2 separate regions of the Mus musculus genome follow, and region 2 is linked to region 1. A link is a contact called in ENCODE POLR2A ChIA-PET data. All regions are on one chromosome and are shown on one strand. Each heading gives the region's core, a stretch centred on a gene start or an enhancer-like site at or near the end of the contact. The rest is flanking DNA. Distances are from core to core; before and after follow the strand shown. Region 1 holds the start of Cbwd1 (COBW domain containing 1). Region 2 holds the start of Kank1 (KN motif and ankyrin repeat domains 1).

Evidence for each region. ChIA-PET counts read pairs that join two places held with the same protein, here RNA polymerase II (POLR2A).
Region 2: POLR2A ChIA-PET joins it to region 1 with 11 read pairs in Patski. The contact joins the promoter of Kank1 here to the promoter of Cbwd1 in region 1. POLR2A ChIA-PET finds 5 or more read pairs at or near these places in 2 of 5 experiments (Patski and embryonic stem cell).

What each region holds. Positions count from the first base shown.
Region 1 is chr19:24,958,065-24,965,474 of GRCm38, forward strand. Cbwd1 (COBW domain containing 1) reads right to left here and starts at 3,552. Exons shown (of 15, transcript NM_146097.3): 1 at 3,320-3,552. The coding sequence starts at 3,467.
Region 2 is chr19:25,232,266-25,239,675 of GRCm38, forward strand. Kank1 (KN motif and ankyrin repeat domains 1) reads left to right here and starts at 4,710. Exons shown (of 14, transcript NM_181404.6): 1 at 4,710-5,052.

The sequences.
Region 1 (7,410 bases), core at 2,302-4,801:
TTCTAAGAATTTATGTAGCCGGGCAGTGGTGGCGCACGCCTTTAATCCCAGCACTTGGGAGGCAGAGGCAGGCGGATTTCTGAGTTCCAGGCCAGCCTGGTCTACAGAGTGAGTTCCAGGACAGCCAGGGCTACACAGAGAAACCCTGTCTCAAAAAACCAAAAAAACAAAACAAAAACAAAAATTTATGTGCCATTTTTCTTTACTTAAAATCAGAACAGAGGGCTTTAGAGAAGAAATTTTAAAAATCTTTGAAAACTTTGAAATTATTACTTATATATGTAAGTAATTATAAACAATCTTACAAGTTGAGTCAGTTTTCTAACTTAATATGACTAAAATAATATCTTCATAATTTATACAGCAATAAAGGTTGTTTAAATTTTATATTCAATAAAAACTTAATGAATTATAACTTCTAAGAAAAGTCACCTATTTTAAAAAAAATGTCGATTTCTTTCATGATGCTTTCTTAATAGTTATTTCTCTAAACTTATTCAACCTATTTCAACAACCACAAACTAGCTATAAATTCAGGTTGACTATATAGCTACTTTTAGTATGCTCAAGCAGTCTATTACTATAACACTGATTTTATGAAACAGAGTACAGAGGTAGTAAGTATACACAACAGACTATCAGTAGAGAAATTCCTAAGACTACACTAACTTTATCCAGCAGGTGGCGTAACAAACCTAGTTTGTTCATCTCAAGCAGAAGAAAAACATAATCTTGTGAACCAAAAATTCTCAAGTTCATAATGAAATACGTTTTTAAAAAAATACCTTTAAACAATATCTTAGCTGCACAGCAGTTCAATTATTGGAATAAATCATTCATTTTTATGTAGGTAGCCATTACGGTTGTCCTCAATATTTCACTGTTACAAGCAATAATGCTAAAATGTTTTTACACATAGTTTGCACATCTACTAAAATACATTTGCAAATTTCATAGGGTATAACCAGGAGATAGTAAGGAAATAACAAGGTACTAATATCTTCAATACTTTAGGTCATACTCATTTTAAAAGTTTTTGAAGAGATACTTTAAGATACTTTAGAAAGCTCAATGTAACTGGGTGACGTGCAGGAGAGACAGATCTAAGAACACAGAACAATGAGGAAATTTTTAAAACAGGAGGCCTTGAACATAATTATGTACAGGCCAATGGGAAAGTTGAAAGCCATGGATATAAGAGATTTTCTCTGGAGAACTTTTAGGGCTTAATAATTAACCACATTATGAAGAAAAAGACATTGCAGTATAATTCACATTCATTCAAAAGTATCTAGCATGCACCCAATTGAAGTTTCTGCCTCCATGGACCTTAAAAATGTTAAGTAGGGGAAGATGGTGGAGGAGCTAGAAACAAATTAGAAAGTTATTTTGTTGCAGGTTGATCATTTAATAGGAGACATACAAAATGCTATGGAAAACTTAAAAGGGCGAGCTAGGTGGAGTAGTTACAGGAAGAAGTATTCCAAGCAGTACCTATAAGATAGCGGTTCTCAACCTTTGTGTCCTGACCCCTTTGGTGGGGTCAAATGATTTTCAGGAGTCACTTAAGACTATCCTACAAATCAGATATTTATATTATAATTTGTAACATTAGCAAAATTAGTTATGAAGTAGCAACAAAAATAATTTATGGTGTGTGTGTGTGTGGGGGGGGGGTGTTAACCAGAACATGAGGGACTATATTAAAGAGTTACAGCATTAGGAAGGCTGAAACCACTTAAGAAGTAAATTCAATATGTTGGGCCATCTGACAGGCTAGAGGGTTAGGAAGGAACCAGATCATAGAAGTCCTTGAATTCCTGCTAAGGAACTTAAGTTTTCACCCAAGTAGAACCCACTAAAGGATGTGACAATCAAGCAACACTTTGGTGAAAGGTAGGGCTAGCACCAAGATATATTAAGGAGCAGGGAGACTCAGGACTACCAGAGTTAGGAGGAAATATTGTTAGTGTTGCAGATGGTTGGGAATCTCAGGAGCAGGATTTGAGAAATTATTAGTGTCCAGAGTGTTGGACATGTTAAGTATGGAAATGCCTGTAAGACATTAAACTAAAAACTATACAGAAGTGAATCTGAAGGATGGAAGCCAGAGAAATAGGTTGAAAAACAACGAAAATGTGGAGGCTAGTGGAACAGTGTTCCCGGTATATCAAAATTTAAAAAAAGACACAGGAGGCCAGCTGTCCCCTAGGTTCAGTCAGGAACAAGGAGGTTGGTGGAGTTAGTCCTGATCTCAGAGCTTCAGGCCATTACCTGTATTGTCCCTTTCATCTATCAGTAAGCCAAATGCAGAAAGGCCAAGGGCCAACTCTGAAGTATGTTCTTTGGACCAGGAAATTTGCTCTGATTCTATAGAATAGCATCTGAATCCAAAACGTTATTCCTTTATAAAAATGAAGCCCAAGTAAAATCTAGAATATCCTTGGTCTGACTCTAGAAGGGGAAAAACAAACAAACAAACAAACAAACAAACAAAACCTGGTGGTGTGGAGACAACAGTGATTTCTTTGTTGTATCTAAAGGGTGCACCGAGATTCAACTTGTCTGTTGCAACACACAGGAATGAGAGTACCACTTGATTCATATTTTTTCCACAATTTTTATTTGTCCACATTTTCAGCCACTTACTTGTTGTTGCTGTTAACTGTAATGCTTTAAAAGGATATCTAGACATTTCCAACAAAAAATAAGCACGTGGACTGATCTTCAGAAAACTGCACCGTGTTTCACAAATCTGTGTTTTCCAAGGACCACACCCCCGAGGTGCACCCTCAAGACCCCCAGCTTAGGAAAGTTCCCAAAACAAAGGTCTTACTCTAAATCAATCTCTTAACAGTGCTTTCCAAGCGGACCTCAAAAGGGGAGGGCACAGTTTAGGACTTGTCACTAATGGCTGGAAGAGTTTGGTTCCTGTGAAATGGAATCCACTAAGCAAGGTGTCAGGCAATCTACAGTCGGCATCTTTGTTTTCTTTTTCTTTCTTTTTTTTTTTTTTTCCTTGACCAGGGCATCCTTTAATAACAATAGACCATTTGGCTTTGTTTTGCTTTGGTTTTTTGTTTTTCTGTTTTTTAATGAGAAAACTCAGATGACTTTATTATTTCTACTCTAAACTGAGGGGAGATGAGCTTCACAAATGAAAGACAACTTAATCAAGAGACCATAACATTAGGTGAGTCTGAGTTTCAAAACTACCTTTGAAAATGCTAGAAGAGAGGCCCCAGCCCCTACCTCGAAGATTCGTCCTCGGCCAGGAGGCCCGGGTGCCTGAGGAGACACGGCAGCCCCCCTTAATTACCTAAGTACCCGGTGACAATTGTGACTGGAATCTTAGTGATGAAGTCAAGATTTTCCTCTTCTTGGTTCTTGGTCTCAATGGGGACCAATTCAGGACAATCCTCCGCGTACTCTTCTTCCGCCTCCACAGTTTTCACAGCAGGTAACATGCCGCCAGCAGGACACCAGTGACTCCAGAACTAAAGAGCTGCCGCCAGTCGCGTTTCCGCGACAGGATTCAGTCGGCGCGGGGCTGATGATGTCACCACAACGCGTCGCGGAGCAGGCCTCTGAGGAACCAGCCCGCCCTCCAGCTACGCCACTATTCAAACTAGACACGCCTTCCCGGGGGAGGCACGCCCCTACGCAGAGATAGATACACCCCCACGCACAGTGGACACGCCCCTTATAGAGAGGGACACACCCCCCGGGTGTGAAGCACGCTCTAGGGGCGTGCCCTCTGCCCGTGGGCCAAACTGCACTTTGCTGTTAGGACGCTAGGAGCTCCCTTGCCTCGAAGCTGTAGTGGGCTCCAGCTGTTAGCCACTGTCTGTTGCTTGGGCTGAGGCAACACCTATTAGGCTTGGGCAGCTTCACCACAGGACAGACATTTTTCAAGTTGCCATTTTTTTTTTATTCTCATGAAGTCCATCTCTTTCATTCACAAGGAAAAGAGTAATTGTGAAGTCATGCTATATATTATAATTATTCTACAATGATAATTATGTATTATAGCTATCTCATCTTTTACAATGTAATAGTTTTATTTATTTTTCTTTCTCCTTTACTTGGACATAAGGTAAACTCAGATCAATAATTGTATTTATTGGTTCATAATATTCTCATTAGTCTCTGGACTCCTTTGTGTGTGTTTATAGTGGATTCCTTGATAGTACCCTAACCCAAAAACATTAAATTGCATCTCTTCTACCCCAGCCTAGAATACTAACTATAATCATGAATCTTCTTGGGAATACTGAACATTCCTTTATGTGTTTGTTATGGTTTGTCCTTATACACACGCACATAAATAACATTGACCATTGTTTGTTTTTCAATTTCATAAAAAAGAGTACCATTCAATGTATACTCTCTTGGGGTTTGCTGGATTTCCAGCTTCACTACTGAATTTCCTGTCAATTGTTTTCAGGTGTTGCTGTTTTGTTTCATTTTGAGACAGTCATACATTTTCCCAACAATGTAAGAGATCATATTGGTGTAATGTCAATATTAGCAGACATGAATTTTTTTCCCAATTAAATACAAAATAGTACCTCAATGTGATCATCAGTTGTATTTCTTTGGATTTGAACAAAACTGAGCATCTTTTTATGTGTTTTGACCATGTTTAATTTCAGGCTTTAAGAGGGGCTAGCAAGCATTGCTCTGTGGGCATCAGATCCCATTACAGATGGCTGTGAACGACCATATGGTTGCTGGGAATTGAACTCAGGACCTCTAGAAGAGCAGTCAGTGCTCTTAAATGCTGAGCTCTCTCTCCAGCCCCTCAAAATGAGGTTTTAATAAGTTATATACATTGGGTGTTCAATGTACTCTAAACACCCATCAACTGATAGACAAACAAAATGCCACATATCCAGACTGGAAAAATTAATTGGTGAAAAACAGGTACAAAGTACTGGCTACCTGCTACCAGATAAGCATATCTCAAAGATGTGCTAAAAATAAATCCATTCATAAAAACTATACATTATGCAAGTCCATTAATATAGAAGAATGTCCATGACAGGCAAATCTAGAGATACAGAAAACAGCTTAGTGACTCCTAAGGACTAGGGGTTTAATAGTCCCTGCTAGTGGGCACCATGTATTTTTATGGTAATAAAAATGTTCTAAATGTGATTATCATTATGGTAAAAAGAACTCTGAATCCACTGGAAAACATTGACTTGTGCACATTAGATTAGTTAATGTTATATTGAGTTTTATCCCTTAACTACTATTTTAGGTAAAGGCAATCATGTGCTCAGATGCTAGGCCAGTTTTTTTGTTGTTTTTTGTTTTTCCCCAGAGAATTGATAATTTTAGCAGTTTAAAGTTCTAACCTCAGGTGCAAACATAAGACTTATAACTTGGTAAAATTGTTCCTTTAGTCTTTTTGCATATCTCTTTCCAATAAAATAATTATCCATTGAATCTATGGAGTTGTCATTTTCTTTTCTCACTTTAGTCACTGAGCAGAATTTCAGAAAAGCAAGGGCTTTTTCCTCCTCTTTTCTTCTTTCCTTCTTTCCTTCTTTCTTTCTTTCTTTCTTTCTTTCTTTCTTTCTTTCTTTCTTTCTTTCTTTCTCTCTCTCTCTCTCTCTCTCTTCCTTTCTCTTTTTTTCTTTCTTTTTGCTTTGTTTATATTTAAATTTGTTCACTTTACATGGCTGTCCCTCCTCCCGCTCACGCCTCCCACAATCCTTCCCCCATCCCTCCTCCCCTTCTCCTTTGAGAGAGAGGTAAAGCCCTTCCCGCCTCCTCCCCGCCCCCCCCCCCCCCACCTCCCCGGGTATCTCCCTAACCCTGCACATTGCCTCTGCAGGGTTTAGGTACTTCTTCTCCTACTGAGGCCAGGCAGGGCAGCCCAGCTAGTAGAACATATCCCAGAGACAGGCAACAGCTTTTGGGATAGCCCCTGTTCCAGTTGTTCAAGACCCACGTGATGACCAAGCTGCACATGGAAGAGTGGGCCTTGGTCCAGCCTGTGTATACTCTTCTGCCTGAGATTCCCAAGAGTCCAGGTTAGTTGCATCTGTAGGTCTTCCTATGGAGTTCCTATCCCCTTCAGGATTGCAATCCTTGCACCTATTCTTCCATAAGAGTCCCCAAGCTCCACCCACTATTTGGCTGTGGATCTCTGCATTTGTGTGAGTTAGCTGCCAAGTGGAGCCTCTCACAGGACAGCCATGCTAGACTCCTGTCTGCAAGCACAGCAGAATATCAATAGTGCTTGCCCATGGGATGGATCTCTAGTTGAACCAGTCATTGGTTGGCCATTCCCTCAGTCTCTGCTCCATTTTTCTTGTATGCAAGATAAATTTTGGGTGGAAAATTTTGTCGGTGGTTTGGTGTCCCTACGGCACCATTGGGGTTCCTGCCTGGCCACAGGAGGTGGCTTACTCAAGTTCCATATACTCACTGTGGTGAGTCTCAGCTAAAGCCACCCCTATAGATTTTGGGAGTCTCCCCTATCTCAGTTCTCTGGAATGTCCTCGAGGTGCCCACTACACCCACACCCACACCCACACCAGCTGCAGATTTCCATTCATTCTCATGGCCATCTGGCCATTTCCCCTGAATCTCCCCACACCAGATCCTGAAAACTCCTCCAATTCCCCCACCCCATCCTCTCTCCCACCTAGCTCCCTCCATCTATCTGCCTCCTACAACTATTTTACTCCGCCTTCTAAGTGAGATTCGAGCATCCTCACTTGGGCCTTCCTTTTTGTTTCGCTTCTCTGGGTCTGTGGAGTAGAGCATGGGTAATACCCATGATATCCACGTATAAGTGTAAGTAATATCCACTATATCCACTTATAAGTGTAGAATGCATTCCATGCTTGTGCTTTTGAATCTGGATTACCTCGCTCAGCGTGATATTCTCAAATTCAATCCATTTGCCTATAAAACTCATGATGTCTTTGTTTTTAATAGCGAAATAGTATTTCATTGCGTAGATGTATCAAATTTTCTTTATCCATTCTTCAGTTGAGTGATGTCTCAGTTGTTTCCAGTGTCTGGCTATTATTATGAATAAAACTGAAAAGCAAGATTTTTATCTATTTAATATTTAGAGCCTCAGTTCTGCGGAGGTAATTAGATCTTATTTTTTTCTAGATTTTATTAAAGCATAATAGAAGATTTACCATTCTTCTAAGTGAGCCTTATTGATTAATTGAAAATGTCTTTTAAAGTAAATGAAAACAATTCCTGCATATAACATTGTAAAACGTATCACAGTTATTCATTTATCTTAAAATGCCCTCCACAGTTAGCTTTGTTATTTTATTTAATGTCAATGAATTTATGTTAACAGCAATAATTATGATATGTGGAGTCCTTAATATCTAATGAATTTCACACTAAGCATATTAAATATGTTTAACT
Region 2 (7,410 bases), core at 3,460-5,959, 280 kb after region 1:
CTGAAAGTGATCAGAGTTCTGACTCTACTTTCCAGCAGCCCGGGTTCCAGTCCAGCCCCTGCCACAGGCTTCCTGGCTTCCTGCAAAGAGTTCAACACCCGGATCTCCTATTGTCTTTTCCACGCTGTTTGTAATATTCATGACTTCCTCACAGGGGAGGCTATCTGGCCTACATCAAGCACAGAAGTAAACTTCTGCTGCATAATTTTATCCATAATTCTTTTTTTTCAAGACAGGGTTTCTCTGTATAGTCCTGGCTGTCCTGGAACTCACTCTGTAGACCAGGCTGGCATCGAACTCAGAAATTCACCTGCCTCTGCCTCCCAAGTGCTGGGATTAAAGGCGTGCGCCACCACGCCCGGCTTAATTTTATCCATAATTTATCCAATATTATACACACATACATATATGTGTATGTAAATTTTTTCTTTTTTGTTTTCTTCTTCTTCTTCTTCTTCTTCTTCTTCTTCTTCTTCTTCTTCTTCTTCTTCTTCTTCTTTTTGTGTGTGTAATTTTAAATGATGCTCTTAACTACTGAGCCATCTCTCCTCCCCTTCTTGGGTATTTTATCAGTAATACAAAGCTGAAAAACACCATGTGCAGGGTTCTATTTGGATATATATATATATATATATATATATATACATATATATATATATATATATTCAATTGTATGTGTGTGTGTGTATATATATATACTATTGTATGTATGTATATATATATACATACATACATATATATACATACATACACACACATATATATATACACACACACACACACACATACTATTGTTTGTGGGGTTTTTGTGGGTTTTTTTTTTTGTTGTTGTTGTTTTGGTTTGGTTTGTTTTTCAGATAAGGTTTCTCTGTGTAGCCCTGGCTGTCCTGGAACACACTCTGTAGACCACTCTGGCCAGAAGATCCACCTGCCTCTTCCTCCCAAGTGCTGAAATTAAAGGAGGTGTAAACCACCACAGCTCAGCTCTATTCTAGTATTATGGATAACATTTCATGGCTTCTAAGCTAAACTCTGCATTGCAGCTATGTCTACATGCACACTCTGCATTGCAGCTATGTCTACACACACACATATACACATACATGTGTACACAATGCCCCTTAAAGATGTCAAGTTTCGGGGGCTGGTGAGATGGCTCAGTGGGTAAGAGCACTGACTGTTCTTCCTTAGAAGGTCCTGAGTTCAAATCCCAGCAACCACATGGTGGCTCACAACCACCTGTAATGGGATCTGACGTCCTCTTCTGGTGTGTCTGAAGACAGCTACAGCGTACTTATGTATAATAATAAACAAATCTAAAAAGAAAAAAAAAAGATGTCAAGTTTCCTGGATCAAGCCTTGCTAGCACTCTACGCAGAACAGGCCCTCACTCAGTGAGTACTTGGTAAATGATATTTCTAAATGAAGCAAGTGTGCAGGGACAGGCTTGTACACATAATCCCTCTACTTAGGATCCCGGTATTATCATACACCTTTCATACACCTTTTGATGTTCTATAAATATTTGATAGCAGCCACAATAATATAATGACTATAATTATGCCTAAAGATTATACTTAGCACAATATTCCTGAACTAGGGTTCTGTCCATTAGCAACATATAAAACTTACCCGGGATGCGATAAATTCTAATTTTTTTTTTCTTCAGGGTTTCACACACTTATTTCCAGGGAGCAGGCACCGGGGCTGCCATACTCTCTTGAGCATTGTGCTGGGTCCTCTTTTCTTTCCACATTTAGATAGTGATCACCTTGTTTTCTAACAGCATCGGGACTCTTGCAGCCATTGCCTGGGCTTCTTAATGTTTATGAGTGAGAGGCAAGGTACCGTACACAGTGTGAGCTCAGCACTTGGCATAGGAGAGAACCGAGGCAGTCAGGTGGGCCACTCCTCTCTGCTCCCTTATGTGATTCAGCCTTCCTACATAGCAGTATTAAGACCTGTGCTCGTGCCGGGCAGTAGTGGTGCACACCTTTAATCCTAGCACTTGGAAGCAGAGGCAGGCGGATTTCTGAGTTCAAGGCCAGCCTGGTCTACAGAATGAGTTTCAGGACAACCAGGGCTACACAGAGAAACCCTGTCTTGAAAAACAACAACAACCAACCAACCAAACAAACAAACAAAAAAGACCTATGCACGCACAGAGTACTTGTTTGATGGGTTAGAATTTCTCTGGAAGACCAGCACATCACTGATTTTTGTTTGTTTGTTTGTTTTTTGCATGTTGCACTTCCAAGAATTGCCTCCCTCTGTGAACCATTCCATTCTAAAGACTGGTGTTCTCTTTAGGTCATTCCCAGTCCTGTCTCACTGCGGGGAGCTGCAGAGGGGATGGGGTATCCTACAGCCTGGATGGACCTTCAGGTGTTATTCCAAGGGAAAGAGGCCCCAGCTTTCAGAGCCTTCATATCGCTATGTTTTCATTCATAGGAAACAAAAACCAGGCAAACCTTAGAGACAGAAAGTAAACAGTTTAGTGGTTGCCAGGAGCTACGGGAGGGGAAGGGAGAGGAGGGGAGGGAAGGGGAGGGGAGGGGAGGGGAGGGGAGGGGAGGCTGCTGATGGCTGTGGGGTTTCTTTGCAGGGTACAATGAGTGGTACTTCTGAATACACTCAAACACCCCCCAACTGTGCACAGTGAGGGTGAGTTAAATGATGTGTCAATTGGCTTTAATGTAAAAGAATGAGTAAATCAAAGATAAAATTTCAAATATAAATCTGAAAATTGAATCTATTTTTCATCCCCGAGACAAGGTCTCACTGTGTAGCATTGAATAATCTGGAGACCAAGCTGGCCTTGAACCCCCAGAGATGCATCTGCCTCTGTATCCCAAGTGCTGCGGCTAAAGACTTGCACTACCACACTGGGCCTGCTGTGTTTTATTGATCACATCGGCCCACTCTTTGAGATCCTATATGTTTAATGCTTGCTGAGTAAATGTAAGGAGGGAGAAATGAAGGGGAAGTCAAGACTTGGAATTCTGGAGGGGTAGGCATTACAAACTATTTTTTTTGCATGTGTATGTATGTATGTTCATGTGTAGGCACACTAGTGTGTGCAGATGAACATATATACTCATGTGAGCATGTAGAAGCCAGAACTTGAAGTCAGATGTCTTCCTGGACGGCTTCCCACCTTATTTACTAAGGCAGCCAGTCTTCCTGAACTTACAGCCCACTGACTGAGCAGTCTAGCTAGCCAGGTGAGGACATTTGAAAAACAGGAATCCCATGGTTCCGATCCTCTCCCTGTAAGCACGTTTCTCAGGAATTATCCTGTATGAGTGGTGTCTCCCACACCATCTACTGAATCCAAGGACCCTCTTAACCCATGTAGAAACTGAGGTTCCCAGGAGGAGACCTTTTGCTCTGTTACCCATTGCCTTTTGCTTGTTCTAACAGTCTGGTCTAGGAGAAGGGGTGCTGTGTGTGTGTGTGTGTGTGTGTGTGTGTGTGTGTGTGTGTGTGTGTGTGTGGTGGAGTGGGCACGAAACAATCGAGACGATCAGAACCTTCAAATCTGTCTTTATGGTTGTTTTAGCAATACCCATTTTTCATATAGCTCAGCCTGGCCTGGAACTTGCTATTTAGCAAAGGATCCTCCTCGCTCCAGATTTTTTCTTCTTCTTCTTCTTCTTCTTCTTCTTCTTCTTCTTCTTCTTCTTCTTCTTCTTCTTCTTCTTCTTCTTCTTCTTCTTCTTCTTCTTCTTCCTCCTCCTCCTCCTCCTCCTCCTCTTCCTCCTCCTCTTCTCCCCACCCCCTTTCTTCTCTTTTTGGTTTTCTGTGTAGCCCTGGCTGTCTGGAACTCACTCTGTAAACCAGGCTGGCCTGGAACTCAGAGATCCGCCTGCCTCTGCCTCTCAAGTGCTGGGACCAAAGGCATGCAGCATCACTGCCCGGCTTCCAGGCTTCTGTTATGTTCCCCAGCAGTTATGTTGTTTTTGATCACTGGACTCTCTGTCTTTGGCCATCTTCTTGAAAGAGGACTTGTGCCTCAGTTCCCAACTCATCTCTTGTGGATCTACTGCCCTTTCTTCTGATGAAGCTTTTAGGGACAAGTGACTTCTTTCTTGTGCTCCACACCCTGTAGCCAGGCCTTGTCAGTTTGGACTCCAGACTCCTCACTCTGCTAGGAGTGCTGGAAGGAATGAATCTAGGTCCCTGCGGCTTGCTAGTTGGCTGGAACTTTCCATCGGCTCCAGAGCGGACTTGAAACCTCGAGTCTCCTACTCCATTCAGGTTCCCAAGCCAACGTCTTAACGGCGCCCGGTAACAGGCGCTATTAGGGTGCTACTCTGCTCCTGGCGCGCCCAGCTCCCAAGGTCGAAAACTTGCTCGCACCGAACCCCCTCCAGGGCGAATGGGAGGGTCGCTCGGGCGGGTAGGAACCAGTGGTGTGGAGGTGCGCCTAGGAGAGTCGCGGCGGCGCGCAGGCGCACTGGGCTCTCCACGGCCGGCTCTCGGGTACAAAGAGCGCGCGGTGCCTTGCGGACTTCTCGGTTAGAGCTGCAGCCGGTTTGTGTCCCTGCACTCGGTGGCTCCCGGCAGCCGCAAGTTACTCTTGCACGGCCACTGCAGGATTCTGCTCCGCGATCTAGTGTAACTGGGGTTTGAGTCTGGCGCTGCCCGAGGCCCCGCCCAGCGCTTCTCGGTCCCTCCCCGCGAGCCGCCCGCCCTGTGCCAGCTCCAGATTCGCGGCGCTGGAGGTGAGTAGTGGCAACGCTGCGCTCCTGTCCCCTGCAGGGACGATCTGGGGCGCCTGAACTCCGACTCTACCCTGAGCCAACAGGGTGCCCAGCCTCACACTCTTGGCGCGTGCTGGAGCGCACGGCGACACTGGCCCTGAGATTGCCCTGGGAAGGTCCGTGGGGTTGCCTTGGCTAGCAGTCGCCTGGGATCACCGCTGGCGCTCGAGGGGGCGGCGCCTCCCGACCTGGAGTGGGGCGCGCTGGTCCTTTGATACTAAGCCGTCCTTTCGGAGCCGGAGTGCAGTGCAGTGCAGTGCAGCGCCCTTTTCCGAGGCGTCCCAGGGTAAGATTGGTGTACCCTCTGGCAGTAGGAAGCGGCGATTAGTGCTCCTTTATCCCGGTCCCGGAGCGGCAGGTGGCCCTAGCTGGTGTTGCAGGGTCTGGGCGTGGGGGAGGGGTGGGTGCGGCCTTTAGGGGCCGCCCTAAGCTCCGGGACCTGCTTGAGTTCCTGAGGACCTGCAGTGTCAGGTCCAGCAGGACGGGTGGCAGCGTCCCGGGGCACACTTGGTCGCGCAGGTACGTGGGAAACCCCGCGCTCGGGAGCCGCGGAGCTGGTGAGTCTCATCCCCCCTCACCAGGTCCCTTTGCAACTTTCAAAGGCAACTTTTCGCGGGCGGTCCGGCCTGAGCTGACTCCGCGCGGCTGACCCGGCGCAGGCCTCGTTGTTCGCGTTGGCAATGTTCTGTGGCGTCCCCCAGCGCTTGTTTTCTGCACTTCTCTCCCGAGGTGCCTCTCCGTTCGTCTAATTAAAGTATGGAATCAGACCGAGAGCCCAAGACTAATCAGGAATGCCAATCCCCCGGATCAGTGACCTTGGTTGTCACCTGGGCTACTTGGGAACCAAAGCCTCCTTGCGTTAATTGCGAGTTTGTTAGAGTTGGCTTTTATGCGGTACTTAGTTATCTTGTTTCTCATTTCGTGCATCGCTCTCCAGTAAGTTGTTGGGCTCTTCAATGTTTAATCTATTTAAGTTTTATTTTAAAAGTTGGATGTAATACACATCAATATACTTTAAAATTCATGAGTCATTGGCTTTTCATATAATAATAAAATTATGCCATCAACAACGCTCCCACCTCTCCACAAAAACCATCTCCGGGACCGAGCGGCTGCTGTTTCTGTCTCTTCCCTCGGGTAAGAGGGATAGATAGATAGTGAGAAGACACGTAATCAACCTTCGGTTGTTTTACAGCTAAATTTTGGGAAAGTGCTGAGCAGGGCGGCTGCGGGAAAGTGTGTCAGTTGATTGGGGAGATTAAAAAGGGTGAGGATGGAGGAGTGTCTGTCTGCCCGTGCAGACATTCACTTAGCTGGGAATTCATTTAGCTTCCACGGGGGCCTTTGGTGATCTTTCTGAGCGAGGGTTGCCTCCTCCACAGGTCGTGCTAGTTGACTGAGTTACTATGGCAAAAGTGAGTTCTGGAGATGGGTGTGGGTTGGGGGTTGGGAGGAGGGGGTGGAATTGGGGGGAGCGACAGGAGACAAGGAAAGACTACAGAAATCAGAGCTTGCAAGTGCACAAAGGAGAGAGATTAAAGGGGGGGGGGAAAGACCCTTCAAGTTTAAAAGCAAGGATTGTTTTTAGTACTGGGGTTCCAACTCAGTCCTGCTAAATAAGTATTTTACCATTGGGCTCCACTCCCAGTGCCTAAAAGTACTTTTTAAAAAAATGTTGGGGAGTGGGGGGGAGGGTATGGGGGGCTTTTGGGATAGCATTGGAAATGTAAATGAGGAAAATACCTAATAAAAATATATATAAAAAAAAAGTCTAAAAAAAAATGTTGCCCAAACTGGCTACAAAGAAACTACAGGCATTGCTACATCAAAAACTAGGTTGATGATCTTATGTGTACTGGAGCTCAGGAGACATCTTTCTTGTTTGTTTGTTTGTTTGTTTGGTTTTGGTTTTTCGAGACAGGGTTTCTCTGTATAGCCCTGGCTGTCCTGGAACTAGGAGACATTTTTTACAAGGGAGGATGGAAGAGGAAGGGTCTAGATGGGGAGAAAGCCAAGGTTTGGGGAGACAATTCCTTTTAACGGCTGTGTAGTATTCCATTGTGAGACTGTACCACACTTAATTCATTTTAGGATGGGACTTTGAGTCCATGTATGTGCATACATGTCTATTGGGAATAGGAGCAAAGTTTAGGAGTTCTGAGCTAGTGTTTAGATTAGATGATACTGTCAAATAGATTTCCAAAGTAGTTTTTTCTTTTCTTCTTCTTCTTCTTCTTCTTCTTCTTCTTCTTCTTCTTCTTCTTCTTCTTCTTCTTTCCTTTTCTTTTCTTTTCTTTTTTTTTTTTTTAAGATTATACTGATATCAGCAGTGTGAATGCGCTTTATACTGGCCTTAAACTACAACAGGAGATTTAACAGTGGTGCCCTCTGCTAATATAAAATCACAATTCTAGTACTTTTATATTGCTTCTTAAACATATTTTAATAGTTTTGAAATATTGTTATTAAAATACCACCAAACCTGTGTGTGTGTGTATATATATATATATATTGATATATTGATATAGGATCTCATGTAGCCCAGGCTAGCCTCAGACTCACTGTCTAGCAGAGGATCGTCTTGAACTTCCAGGTGCTGGGATTGCAGAGCTGTGTCGGTCGCCATGGTTGGTGCAGGTTCTGG